Linked DNA regions of Homo sapiens: region 1 is linked to region 2. Evidence: chromatin loops called from intact Hi-C (ENCODE). Cell type or tissue: dorsolateral prefrontal cortex. All regions are shown on one strand. Each heading gives the region's core, and the rest is flanking DNA. Links, peaks and the distances in the headings are about the cores only. Region 1 holds the start of GRM1 (glutamate metabotropic receptor 1). Region 2 has its middle 36 kb from the start of RAB32.

What was found. Hi-C counts contacts between places; a loop is a spot of excess contacts. Peaks named below come from ENCODE experiments on the same cell type or tissue, not always from the same donor. Only the 100,000 strongest peaks of a DNase experiment are listed, where the experiment ranks them.
Region 1: a loop joins it to region 2, with 6 times the contacts of the local background. A loop is called at or near these places in 1 of 110 quality-filtered maps.

What each region holds. Positions count from the first base shown.
Region 1 is chr6:146,024,243-146,031,874 of GRCh38, reverse strand. GRM1 (glutamate metabotropic receptor 1) reads right to left here and starts at 2,813. Exons shown (of 8, transcript NM_001278064.2): 1 at 1,658-2,813. The coding sequence starts at 2,357. RefSeq lists enhancers at 1,994-2,494, 2,495-2,995. In dorsolateral prefrontal cortex, for the core only: a CTCF peak has its summit at 4,194; DNase peaks (open chromatin) are centred at 3,464 and 4,144; H3K4me3 peaks cover 1,571 bases; H3K27ac peaks cover 643 bases; H3K27me3 peaks cover 229 bases.
Region 2 is chr6:146,503,627-146,511,258 of GRCh38, reverse strand. No RefSeq gene overlaps it. Among named protein-coding and RNA genes, the nearest start is that of RAB32, 36 kb to the left of the region's middle. In dorsolateral prefrontal cortex, for the core only: no CTCF peak of the experiment used is centred there; no DNase peak of the experiment used is centred there; H3K27ac peaks cover 2,163 bases.

The sequences.
Region 1 (7,632 bases), core at 2,852-5,351, 480 kb after region 2:
CATTCAATCTAGATTTTGCCATTCTCTTTGCCATCATCTTTGGATCTATCCAATGATGATATTTAACACATTTTAACTTGCTCTTTCAGGATGTTTCATTTAAGCAAGCACTAAAGAAACTATGCTAAACATTAACATGTAGTAAAGTTAAATATTAAAATATAAGGAATTAATACTTTGAGTCTTAAAAAAGTAATGAATTTTTGTTCAAAAAGAGATACGCAGTTCATGATTAAAAATCAAGCTTCAGAAGCATAAGTCAGTTATTATAAAGTTATAATATCACAGCAGATAGTTTTTTCCAAAAGCAAAATCTGAAATTATAATGTGTAATCCTATATCATTTATGTTTGTTCTGAAAATTCTGTTCCCTTTATAAAGTATATGTTTTCAATAATGATAACCATATAATCACTTCACTATGGATGCTGTCAATTTCTATAATCAGACCTCACGCCAGTAACTGAATATTATGGAAATATTAAAAAAACATGGAGCCATGCCTATGGCTTCTTGAAAGTCATTTGAGTTGAAGAAATATGAATACAGAAATACCAGCAAGATTGTCTTCTTCTGCCAGCTTATACATGTGAATTGTCCTAGATGTTAATTTATAACCAGGGCTTCAGCTTTTTCATAAACCTACTGGGGGACTTAAGAGTAGCTGAGCTCAGAAATCCCCTTTTATTAAAAAATGTATATAACCTAAGGTGAAGAGAGTCTAGAAAATCTTTATATAAAAAATTTTTGAAAATTCACATCCATAAGTCTCTGGAAAAATCAAAGCTTTTAACCTTAGGTTAATCTATTGCATTTTAGAAAGACATTATAAACCTAATATCTGCTATCCATTCATTAGTATTTTATAACTGATCTAACTTTAATTCTAATATGTAAGTTCATTGTGTTAGAAGAAAAAAGACTAGAAACCAAAACTCAAATCCAAGTGGTCACCAGTGTTATTTCTCATAAAACAAGATAATTCTTGGGGGAGTGAGGGAATCTGGATGATTTTAGCCTATAAAGTAAGAAGAAAATACATTATTTAAATTACTTACTTTTTCTTTGTAACTAAGGTACTCCAGAAGTAAAAATATAAGTTTCTGATATACTGAGGGAGATGACTGCATTAATCCTACATTCACAGGAAAGTTTTGGATATGTAAGAAGGGGTACAAGAGGACAAAGAAAATCTTCAACTGTTAAAGAAAGATAAAGCTTTGAAGTCCTATTTGTGGAATAGTAACTTCTTTTTGCCAATCACTCACACTGAATTAACTCATTACACCTGGAAAGTCATAGCCAGTCACTGAAGGGCAATATAACACCTTGGACAAATAAGCCTTCCAAACGCAAACTCAAAATATGAGGGCAAACAAGTATTCAAGTCAAATCTACTGCTGGACACTTTGCATGGAAAGTTTGATACCCTTTCAGCTCCTATTATCCTCAGATATTCTATGGGGTACAATTTTCCTACACTATAATTGTAAGGAAATGAGGATAAAAGGCAATGCCTGGGTGGGCAGTACTGAGAAGGGTAAACTCCGTTCCCCACAGTGCTAGAAATAAACAGGAACAATACTATGATCCCAGGAGCACATCATGCATTGCCCTGACTTTCTCAGTACCCTTCTTTCCCAAATATAATGCCTACCTTCCGTGTGGACTGCAGAGACATAGGTCCAATTGTAACGTTTGACTATGTCAAGCATGGCCCTTGCCTGCAAAGTGTCAGAAGGGACAACCCTCAGGAAGTATTTGTACAAAGTTTTGTCACTCAGGTCGATGCTTGTGGCTGAATAAGCGATCTGGGGGATGTCGAAGAGCTGGAGCAGGTTCTGCACTTGAATGGCTACAGAGCTGGAGCCGGGACCGATCACTCCCGCAATGGGCTTCTTAGTCCTGCCTGGGGGGAGGGACTGGCCGTCAGGCAGACACCGGTTGATCCCATCCTTCTCATCTCGAATGGAAATCAGAGAGTCCCTAATGAACTCAATGCTCTGTTCCAGAGCCACGGAAGAGTGCCAGCAGGAGTCCCGGATCTCACTGCCCAGGGTGATGTTGGGCAGGAGGACCGGGTCCGCGTTGATCTTATCCAACGTGTGGAACATGGCCTCCACCCTCTGGATGCCATACTGCTCCCTGATCTCCCCACACTTCCTCTCGGGCACTTTCTCGGCCGGAGGCTGGTGATGGACTGAGAAGAGGGCTCCAATGATGACATCTCCGTCCATTCTGGCCACCGAGCGCTGAGACGACGCTCCTGCCAGCAACACTTTCCTGCCGGGGCTTCTGGGGAGAAGGGACACCTCCAAAAAGATCGCTGGGAAAAAAAACAAAAGGAGCCCGACCATGGTGGTGAGGACGAGGTCCACAGCCTGCCAGCCGCGTTCCCACGCTGGTCCCGCTGCAGGCTCCCGGCGCGCACCCCCAAGACGCCCAGCGCCGCCTCTCCCGGAGTGGTGCCCCTCGCCAACAATGGTCGTCCAAGGCCTTTGCCTCCTCCACCACCGCCTCCTTCCCCTTCGTCTCCTCCTCTGGGTCCTCCACGACCGCCTCTACAAGCTGGAGGCGTTTGTAAGGGAATTCGAGTCCCCGTTCTTCACCGGTAGTGCATCAAGGTAAATTGATCAAGAGTACAGTGGAAGTCGTGTTGGCAGCGGTGAGCTAGATGCTGCTGACAAAAGACAGAGAAAAATCACAACCTTGTCATCAGAGGACCTGTGTTAAAACTCTGGGGTCTATAATGTTAACAGTTGCCTTGTCCGTTTCATTTCGGCACATCCTGATATCGGCTGCAGGAACAGCTTGGAGCGCAGCTGTGGTCACTGAGGAAGGCGGGGTGTCCTGCCCCCTCTGTCCTCACGGGTCCAGGCGGCGCAGAGCCCCGCCAACTCGCCCGCTCCTCCAACCTTAAGTCGTTTCCTGGTCCCCTAAAACCTATCATGCTTTCTAACTTGGAGGGCGGTGGGGAAGGTGAGCAGAGAGGAGGGGAGGAGCTAGGTCCTTCAACCCAAGAGAACTTTCCGGATTGGAAAAGATCAACTTTTTTTCAGAAGAAAATTTGGAAACTCATTGTAAAGGTGGAAGCGCGACTTTAAAATAAACGTAAACAAAGGATGCACCTTTTACTTTAATTTTGAGGGGTTGAAGAAGCCCTGACATAAAATCAGCTGTAAATATAAATTTGCCAGCTTGAAGAAAATCCACATTAGTTACTAAGGCAACGCCTGGTAAAGTCTCCGTATGGAGGAGTTTGGTATGTTTCCCCCGTAAGAAGTCAGGCTTGCTGTGTATGTTCAAGAAGAAGGGGTGCAGATAAGGTAACTTGTTTCCCGCGGTGGGTGGACGGGTTAGGGGGGGTCCTGCGCTTGCTTTGGGGTTTGCATAGTTGCTAGAAAGGGAACGGAGGGGAGCTTCCGGGTTGCTCTCGCCGCGGCAGCCTGAGCCCTGCCGCCTTCAGGACCCTGGACAGTGCTCGGTCCAGCCAGACATTCCCTGGCAGGGCCTGCAAGGGACGCTTTGACCAGTGAGTTGCAATTCCCTGACCCGCTTTGCTCTTTCAACCTCCCTCCTCTGAGTTCTTTACCCATACACACACACACACACACACACACACACACACACACACACACACACTCCCTTCCACTCGAGTCCCCACCGCCCCTCCGCCCTCATTCTCATCACCTTGCACCGCTTGTGCAGGTATATATCCAAACCCACCCGCTTGGGGACAGAGGCGCCAAATCTCAGCCGCCTGCGGGGCTGAAGTTGGCTCCCTCTCCCGTTCCTCCCCTGCTCCTTTTCTCAAGGTGAGAGTCGACGAAAAGGGGGCTATGGGAGCGGGCGAGGAGAGCACAGGAGGTGAGGCAGAAAAAGGAGAAAGAAAACCCAGGCACCCATTGGTCCCGACTCTTCCTGAGGATACAGGACGAAAAGAAATACATAAGCGAGAATGCGCCTGGGACCCGGAGGAAAATCTGATAGACTGGGACTTTGTCTGCCGTTGTGGGTGGGTTTCACCGGAGGAAGTGTCCGCTCACCTGAGTCTGTTTGGAGGACATGGACTTGAGACATACCTGAGTACCTGAGTCGGGGTAGACAGCGCTATGGTCCCGGGGCCAGAGGACCGTGGCCACGCTCGGCTTGCAGACGCCTCAGCTCTAATCCAGACGGTGCAAGGATGCGATCTGGGCTGTACACTAGTGCCCTCTTTCTTCAGCACTATTTTACCGCAAGGGAAAAAGAGGGGGAGGGAAGAAAAAAAAAAACAGGTCACCCAAGGCTTGTCTATTATCTCATGTATAAAAATCAGTCGTTTGATAGAGGGAGGAGGGGAGACAAACTAGGAGGAAGTGGGGAATATTAATTCCTTTACTATATGAGGGGTCGTATAGAAGCTGCCAGATACGTGAATAGTCAGACAATCTGGCCAAAGAAGTGGAGAACTGCCTAGGCTGCTTTGGGGTAGATATCTTTGTATATATATCTCAGGGACTCAAATATATTTTCTCTTTCTGCGAGTAAAGTCCCTACAGAGGGAAACAGAGTGTAAACACATGTACAGACATCTAAAGAAAGGCTCTATTAGTAGATTGCAAGGGAAATCAGGAAGAGGCTGCATAGGGTGGGAGAAGGGAAAGGACAGGCATGCCCATTATGAATTAAGGTATGCCAAATGAAGAGAGACATATTGTGGCTGCATTTTCAGGTCAAGATGTAACTAAATTGAGAATGAGAGTCAGGTCACATGAAAATACTGGAGTGACAAATACTTATCCAAATTCCTCCCAGGCGGCCATCACCTTCCCTACAGGTCTATGGTGTTGCTTCTGACTGTGTGAAAAGCGGAAGTTAAATCACATTCCTCTGGGAACATGTTGGCTGAGCAGAATGTGGCCCGGCTTTTTCAGGGGAAAAGACAAGTGACAGTGTGTCTTTCTACTCTTGTTCAAAGCTTTCTATTTGTGTCATCTGCAGAGCAGAGAGATCAGCTTACGTTGGTCCCTTATGGGTCAGCTTATAATCGCCTTGCTCAGGTCATTATTATATTATGGAATGGTGCCATGTCAGACTGGAGGGGACAAACCACATGAGGCAGTTTCAAATACTCTTCAGTGTGTTCCATGAAACTTAGGAAGGAAAACAATACCTCTAGTCAATAACAAAAGGTCTTTCTCATTCTGGTTCTGATCTTTTTTTCCCTAAGTGTCAGAGTTTTCTGGATTTTTTTTTTTTAGACAGCCCAAAGAGAATATATTTTTTTCTTTTTCCACAAATAATGCACTAAACAACGTTCACATTTTTTAGACTAAATGATCTCAATTCGGGAAGTAGCCACATGTTTACATAAGGAAAATGGGAAGAGGTAAGTTCTGATCATCACATATGGGACTAAATGGCTCTCTGCTTCTACCCTAGGAATATGTCTGTTCGAAGAACAGCAAGCCACAGGTATGCACAGAGTCCCATAGTATCTGACTTCCTCTAGTAGCCACTTAAGTTCAATTTTAGATAAGCCCATTAGAGTGTGATAAGCTCTAAATGTTACTTTCCTAGAATATTCCAGAGATATAGTGAATGTGCAAAGATTTCTGTGCATATATACCCCTTAATTATGATTTTCAGCATTAAAGAAAGTAATGTCTCTGAAGTCCACATTTAGTGTCAATATGTGCTCCTAAAGCTGAACATCTTTAATATATCACATTGCTGTACTGAAGGAATAATTAAATGTTCAGATTTATTGGTTCTCAAATTCATTTTACAGTCCAAGTAAAAACTACACATTCAGGCTGGCTGAAACTAATCATTTTAAAGACGATGAATTTGAGGATTATAACATGCCAGATGCATGCATATACAAAAAGTGTTAAAGAAAAAAAATTTCAAATGTATTAATTTGAAATGATCAATTAAATTTATTGATAATTATTTAAGAGCTAACTATAGAAGGTACCAGGACAAAAACAATCAAAGAAGAAGGCATTGAGACAAAAGAAGACAAGATCACCCAAATATACTTTCTCTTTCTATAAATGAAGACTTCACATAGGAGGCAGGGTATAATACATGTGCAGACATCTAAGGGATGGTTCTTCCAGTAGGATTGAAGGGGATTACTGCAACAATGAGCTACATACAAACTAGCAAATACAAGTAAATACACTAATCTATAAGAGTTCAAAGAATGCTAAAGGTTCATGAATCCAGAAATATTGTTAGTATGAATATTCAGTACTAGTATGAAATCACATTACAATCAGTATGTGATCTGTAGCAGGGTAAAAAACTGTTATCGGTATTTAGGTTTGGGAAATCTATACACAATGTGGTGGAGATCAAGATCAAAATCAAAAGAATGTCTAATCTAGTATGTGATTTTTAGCAGGATAAAAAAGTGTTATCAGTATTTAGGTTTGGGAAATCTATTTAATACACTATTTAGTGGAGATCAAGATCAAAATCAAAACAATATCTGCACTATTATCTCAAAACAATGATTTAATGTGCTGCTGTAACAATAAGAACAGAATGTTCACCATCCTGATATGGTAATAAGGTAAATATTATCCATCAACAAAACTGTAGTCACCCTCCTTATGAATGTATGCATAATTATCATTGCTTTCCATCATAAAGTATTTCATAGAATAATGAGTCTAGGCTATAAAAGAGCAAAAGGATATAAAGTTTTCCACATAAAATCAGCTAGAAATTTAAACTCTTCAAATGGGAGAGATAAGAAGCAAGCAAGAATCAGACAAAAGAAACAAAGGGATGAATTAAGTCTTGTATTAGGTCATTCTTACACTGCTATAAAAAAATATAATCATGGCAAAAGGTGAAGGGGAAACAAGGGACAGCTTCCCACAGTGGCAGAAAAGCAGGAGAAACTGCCACTATGAAATCATCATATCTCATGAGAACTCACTCACTTATCATGAGAACAGCATGGGGTAAACTGCTCCCATGATCTAATCACCTCCCACCAGGTCCCTTCCTCAACACCTAGGGATTAAAATTTGAGATGAGATTTGGATGGGGACACAAAGCCAAACCATGTCATTTCACCCCGGCCCCTCCCAAATTTCATGCCCCATTCACATTTCAAAACCAATCATGCCTTCTCAACAATCCCCCACAGTCTTAACTCATTCCAGCATTAACCCAAAAGTCCAAGTCCAAAGTCTCATCTGAGACAAGGCAAATCCGTTCCACCTATGAGCCAGTAAAATCAAAAGCAAGTTAGTTACATCCAAGACAAAATGGAGGTACAGGCATGAAGTAAATGTTCCCATTCCAAATGGAAGAAGTTGCCCAGAACAAAGAGGCCATAGGCCTCATGCAAGTCAGAAAGCCAACAGGGCAGTCATTAAATCTTAAAGCTCCAAAATAATCTCATTTAACTCCATGTCTCACATGTCTCACATTGAGGGAATGCTGATGCAAGGGGTGGACTCCTATAGCCTTGGGCAGCTCCTTTGTGGACTCTCATTGAGTGCCCATGGCTTTTCCAGACACACAGTACAAGCTGTTGGTGGATCTACCATTATGGAGTCAGGAGCATGGTGGCCCTTTTCTCACAGCTCCACTAGGCAGTGCCCCAGTGGGGATTCTGTGTGGGGG
Region 2 (7,632 bases), core at 2,411-4,910:
CTTGGGATGCAAGGCTGATTCAACAAGGGATGTGACTTTTTTGGACCTTATAAGACTGGACCTTACAAGGGATGTGAAGAACCTCTTCAAGGAAAACTACAAACCACTGCTCAACAAAATAAAAGAGGACACAAACAAATGGAAGAACATTCCATGCTCATGGTTAGGAAGAATCAATATCGTAAAAATGGCCATACTGCTCAAGGTAATTTATAGATTCAGTGCCATCCCCATTAAGCTACCAATGACTTTCTTCACAGAATTGGAAAAAACTACTCTAAAGTTCATATGGAACCAAAAAAGAGCCCACGTAGCCAAGACAATCCAAAGCAAAAAGAACAAAGCTGGAGGCATCATGCTACCTGACTTCAAACTATACTACAAGGCTACAGTAACCAAAACAGCATGGTACTGGTACCAAAACAGATATATAGACCAATGGAACAGAACAGAGCCCTCAGAAATAACACCACACTTCTAAAACCATCTGATCTTTGACAAACCTGACAAACACCAGCAATGGGGAAAGGATTCTCTATTTAATAAATGGTGCTGCGAATACTGGCTAGCCATATGTAGAAAGCTGAAACTGGATCCCTTCCTTACACCTTATACAAAATTAACTCAAGATGGATTAAAGACTTAAATGTAAGACCTAAAACCATACAAACCCTAGAAGAAAACCTAGGCAATACCGTTCAGGACATAGGCATGGACAAAGATTCAATGACTAAAACACCAAAAGCAATGGCAACAAAAGCCAAAATAGACAAATAGGATCTAATTAAACTAAAAAGCTTCTGCACAGCAAAAAAACTATCATCAGAGTGAATAGGCGACCTAGAGAATGGGAGAAAATTTTTGCAATCTACCCATGTGACAAAGAGCTAATATCCAGAATCTACAAAGAACTCAAACAAATGTACAAGAAAAAAAAAACCACCAAAAAGTGGGCAGAGGATATGAACAGACACTTCTCAAAAGAAGACATTTATGCAGCCAACAGACACGTGAAAAAATACTCATCATCACTGATCATCAGAGAAATGCAAATCAAAACCACAATGAGACACCATCTTAGGCCAGTTAGAATGGCGATCATTAAAAAAGTCAGGAAACAAACGCTGGAGAAGATGTGGAGAAATAGGAAGGCTTTTACACTGTTGGTGGGAGTGTAAATTAGTTCAACCATTGTGGAAGACAGTGTGGCGATTCCTCAAGGATCTAGAACTAGAAATACCATTTGACCTAGCGATCCCATTACTGGGTATCTACCCAAAGGATTATAAATCATGCTACTATAAAGACACATGCACACATATGTTTATTGTGGCACTATTCACAATAGCAAAGACTTGGAACCAACCCAAATGTCCACCGATGATAGACTGAATTAAGAAAATGTGGCACATATACACCATGGATTACTATGCAGCCATAAAAAATGATGAGTTCATGTCCTTTGCAGGGATATTGATGAAGCTGGAAACCATTATTCTTAGCAAACTATCACAAGGACAGAGAACCAAACATCGCATGTTCTCACTCATAGGTGGGAATTGAACAACGAGAACACATGGACACAGGGCAGGGAACATCACACGCTGGGGCCTGTTGGGGAGTGGGGGCTGGCAGAGGGATAGCATTAGGAGAAATACCTAATGTAAATGACGAGTTGATGGGTGCAACCAGCCAACATGGCACATGTATACCTATGTAACAAACCTGCATGTTGTGCACATGTACCCTAGAACATAAAGTATAATAATAAAAAAAGAATAAGAGATCTCTTAATTACTGTCATACTTCCAGCACCTAACCCAATGTCTTCTTAAGTGTCTTCTCATAATTTTACTTATATTGAAAATTTATAATCTATTGAAATTAACAAAACAGCCTTAAGTATTATACCCTCTATAAAGTGTATTTTATACTTCCAAAGATCCTAGGACCTCATATAATGCAAACTTGTTCATATATAACAGTATAGGGTGGAAGGAGAGTGGTGATGGAAAGAGTTCCTATTAGGACCTTATGCTTATTACCTAAGTAACAAAATAATCTGTACACCAAACTCCCATGACACACAATTTACTGATATAACAAATGTGCATGTGTACCCCTGAACCTAAAATAAAAATTAAAAATATAAAATAAAACAGAATACATCAGAGCAACCTATTTTCCTATCTCAGATACAAGACTAGTATAACATAATTTTTTTTTAATGTTAGTGCTCCTTTAAACTAGTTGTTTAATGAAAGGATCAATAATAATGTGTTTCATCCCTCTTTGTGCTAAAGATATCAAAACACCATATTGGCATCAGTTTAGTCATCCTCATAAGATTCCTCATTCCATCTTATGTTGAATTTATAGATGAGAGGACTAAAGCACAGAATGTGGGCTGGCTTACTCACTTATCCACTATGATATAACTGGAAAATAACAGATCTATTCAATTTTGCTTCTATTTCCCTTTTAGACCTACATTCCCAGTTTTTGTACCACTCTTGGCAATATGTAGGTATTGAAAAAAATTTAATTCCAAACTTGGTGATTTTTCACGAATTGTTCCTCAAATATCTTAGAAGAAATCTTTCTCTTGTTTTTTCCCAATTGCATGGCTTGTTTCTTCTCCTTAATCTTAAATAACAATCAAATTATGTTTTGTGTTATTATTTTTACTAGATTATCAATTCTTAGTATCTAACTGGCCTTATTGTTAGATGTTTGCTGACTCTGCCCCTGGAAGAGTCATTTATTTGGTAAATCCCTGATCTTAGAAAGTGCTTAACCCTTGCAATTCCTGTGTGCAAGACCATCCTTAGATTCTTTCGGTTCTTGATGAGATAGACATTGCAGGGCATTAAAAGAGAAACCAAAGACTTTTACTCTCACTTTATTCCCGTTTAACCACAATGTTGAGTATTCCACCTTTGTAGTGTTTGCAGTCCTTTATTGCAGGTAAGATTCTTCAATACTCATAAGCTTCTGCACCTCAGGGTTGGTGGAGCCGCCTTAGAAAAGACAGAGTCATTTTGCCCTGAACCTACAGTCAAACCCCACAGGGGGACCCCACATGTATTTCCAGCAGGGAGAGGGTGTTCTCATCACTTCTATTTATGTTCTCCTGGATAGAATCTGGGTGTCCATGGTAGCATCCAGTTACAATTTCGTATTGCCTTATTTGGGATGCAAAGGGACAGCCTTTTCCCAATATTCCTAGAAGCATGGAATACTGACTGGCAAGCATGATTTCTCAGCAAAGGTCTTTAAAAAGCTTTGCCAACATTCCTTTTCCTTCCCTTACTGCAGGTAGGCAATTCAGCTGTAGGATGGGGCACATGAGCAATGCCTGTTAACCTCCTGCTCCTATAAGAAGAGACATTATTACATGGCCCATGAGAGAGGCCTAAGGTCCCATGTACAGGATTTCCCACAGCATTTCCCTAATATGGCACTTGATGAATATTGATTGAAGTATTAATCTTTGCATGCCCTTGTTGTTTCTTTTTCTCAGCTTGCCACACTACATAGCTCAAGTTCTTAAGGATATTTGTCAAATAGAATTGAGTTAACATCCTCTGAAGAGCTTCTGAAATTAATTACTGGAATGTACATTTTATGCATCTTTTTTTCCATGCATAATGCATTAGATACCGACTTTACTGCGATTTACTTTATAGCCTAGGCAAAATTTAACCCATTCTTTTCCCCACAGATTCAGCTCCCCAACAAGCTAAGGACGTGTGCCAAGGCTTCTATTCCTCCCCTGGAGATCCACATTCTCTTGCCAAAATATGGATACATTTTGATCAACTTATGACCTTTTGATTTTGCCCTAGTGTCCTACAGCAGATACAGCTGTGCTTGTAGCCAGACTCCAAACCTTAGTGTGGTCTGGAGATTAGGTGACAGAAAATAACTCTTATCTCATGGGCCATACTTCTAGGAAAGTTGGGTTAATTTTTAAATGGTCAAAATTTTCACTGGATTCACCATTGAACAGAATTTGATGTCATTTCTTGGGACAAGTGCTCAAGACTGTATGAGTTAGCCCCTCTCTACTCACCAGAATCCATGAGGAGGTCATCTTGGGTTGCATGGAAAATGGCCATGTCCCCAAAGCTTAACTCTTCACATAGTGCTTCCCGAACCTGTTTGTACTTATAATTGTACTGTTGAAATGCGACTATTGTGATGACTAGTGAGTGAGTTTATCAGATTCTGACATTGACTTACTGCTCTCTGATGAGCTTGGAAATTCTGATTTAATGCTTTGCGAGAAGAGTACCTTACTCATTTTTTGCTATCAGATCAATGATTTAAAAATCCGTCTTCAGTGTTTGGGGAAGTATGTGTCTCTTCTTTCCTATACAAAATAATAATAATACTAAGGAGAGTTCATCTATATCAAATTTATATCTTAAGACAATATAAAATGAATAATAACTACTTGAAAGATGTTTTGGAACAGCTGCCACAATATTCAGAGTGTATTTTTGGTTAGAAAGTTTCAAACCACAGATTGCAATTGATGTATACATTTGGGGGAGCTTATGTTTCTCATTTTTAAAATCCTAAGACAATTGCTCCTTAAAGTCAAATGTTGTTCACTTGGATGTAAAAGGCTACTCTTTTCTGCATGTTTCTGAACTGTGAGATTTAATTTTGTGAAGATTATTTTAACTTGGAAAATTATGTGAATTGCATTAACTCTAAAAATTGTCTTGATAAATATCATCTGAATTAGTTCCCTTGAAAGAATTCAGAAATTGACACCTAGGCACTTCCAGCTCTAGGCTCCAACATCTCATGCCACTTGCCAAAATAATCTCATCTATTTTATTGATTTGGTTCAGGCCTGATGAACAATGGTTGGTGCTCTTTATTTAAAGCTTAATTTAGAATTACCCACAAGGAACATAAGGGGAATATTGCAGTTTCTCAACTGCCTTAATGTGATGAAAAGCTGAGGGCTTTGTTTCATGGTTCTTTGCTGATAACCCTGGCTGGGGTATATTTAGGCTGTTCCTGCTTCTCAGAAGGTGTGAAGCTAAGTCACAGGACAAACTTTTTGTTTGCTTCTTATGATACTGACATTCGCAGACTGTTCATAATGGAACTACACCTTTCCCAGTTGCTCTGTTTTTCCTATTTACAAGAATAAATTGTGGTTTAATCAGGATATAATCTTATGCAATTCCCCTGGATGCTATTTTTTAATTTTAAGAATCATTTTAGATTGTGCTTTCTTAATTTTAAACTTTCCAAGGGCCATTCTCTGAGAATCTCTTCAATATCTTTGTTTCTGATGCTCATTCATTTTGACAGACAAAATGGGAGACAATTGGACTGAAGCAGGTTTTTTATATCAACTCTTGCAGTCATTTTTTATCTCTCTCCCTCGCTGATTCTTATGTTTCAAATCTCAGCTGCAAACATTCCACTCCCTCTGCTATAGCACTGTTCAGAGTATATTACTCATTGTTTGTCTCAGGAGTCATTATTTTTAGTAGCTCAGTCAGGAGTTTAGGGATATAGCTTGAACATATGCTATAATTCAAATAGAGAAAACCCCAAGTCTCTCAGGATCCTGGGCTTCTAATACTGCAGCTGCAAGGCAGGTGAGAACACAGACAATTCAAAATCTCATCATCATTTATGGTGTATGACCAGGAGGGCTTCTGTATCTCCTATATTATCTCCTATTTTACTGGATCTTAAATGCCACGTCTCATAAGAGTGTTCTGGTACAGGCCCCTTGTCTCATTTACTCTACAGGGGGTTGGGTTGACCACTCCTCATGAAAAATATCTCCAGAATAGAAAAATTCTTAGTACAGAGGGTTTTCTCACACAACTATCTCCTAGAAACATGTGAAGGCAGTAGGAGGAGTAGATTTGCCTTCAAAGCAGCAGCTTCTCAGAAGGAATATGATAGAGCTAACGAAAATTTCTTTTTCTCACTGCTTTTTCTTTTAAAATAGAAGCATTTCTTCTGACAACCTATTATAACCTACTCCAGGGATTCCCCCTGAATCTTCTATTTAAGAAAATGGATAGCAAGTGGAGCAGAGGTGATGTCGGGGGATGGAGGGGAAGAGCAAGGCGACTACCTCTTACTTCTTTAGGAAAGATAAACACACAATCCGCATTCTGACACTGAGTGGCTATGAGGGAGTTTGCTGAAAATAAGAAAGTTCATGGATTATGAAATCTCAGTATTATTCCTGGAGCTATTATATGGCTTGGTACCAGTATGACAGTGTGTAAATTCTCTCTCCCTGTATAAAACACATACACATACGCACACACCCCACAGGACTTTCCATCCAGAAAATGTCTTTAATGGTGAACTCCTTGCTTAAAGGCAAGATATAACCAGCTTTGTTGAACAGTTTTCTTTTCCCTGTTTATGACACACCTCCTATTGTGAATCTTGCTGAGAGGAATGCCCTTTATGTTTCATCCATGTAATTGTGCCTGACATTTTTGCAGGAACCACTCTAGTGATGATTTTGCTGTGTGGCCATGTACAAATTTTAATACAGAATAAGATTTATCCTTCTCCCACCCTGTTCATATTAATTGGACAACAGAAATGACAGACTATAATCCAACCCCAGGTCAGATTTGAATACAGAGTGTACAATCACTATAACATCATAGAATCTAGCGAGGGTTATAAATAAAAGGCAGTAAATTGTTGAGTTGCTCATTACACATCAAATGTTTCTGGCTATAAAACTATAAAAACAAGTTTAACAAAATCTTAGTTTTCATATAATTGTTAAAATTGATCAAATATAGCTATTCAGTTTAGTAGGTGAGCTGAAGGAAAGTATGCAGTTTTGAAGATACATTGACAATTATCCCTCTTTTAAAATTACCTAATTAAGATGTTTCTAGCATCTTGATGCACACCTTACCATTTTTAGCATGATTTTCCCTCTAATTAATAGATTGAATCATTGGTTTCTCCTCTTTCTTTCCTTTCTTTCTTCTTTCTTTCTTTCTTTCTTTCTTTCCTTTTCTTTCTTTCCTTTCTTTCTTTCTTTCTAGATCTCTTTGCACAGTAACAATGAGATGATACAATCATTTGTCTTGCTAATTATTTCAACAGAAAATGGAAAAATATATTTAATTTAAAAAGGATATTTATAATTCTCTCTTGCCACTCTTTCAATGTTGAGGCCCAAAATATCTAGACAGGCTACTGTATGCATGGGAATAGGCAAATAATAAGATTGGAGAATTGTTGGAGGTTTCTTTCAAAATATACTACAAATATTATCATATTATATTTCAAAATTAAAGTATTTCAAATTTTAGGAATGTTTGGGTATTTATGCACATGAATGCATTTTCAAAAGATCTAGGCAGTCTATATTTTTAAGTTCGTATACATTTTTATGGGATACAATTATCCTTTTCACCATTCATTTTATTTTTACCTATGCCCACTAGTAATGTCTATGTCCTTTAAAGTTATATCTAGCATTGTTTTCTTATGAATATTTGCCATTTTAACCAAACATGAGGAAATTCTTAATGGAAAAACATTTACCAAGTGCCTCTTCAGTGCCAGGTACTTCACTTCTCAAATGAAAAATGATTTAAGGAACTG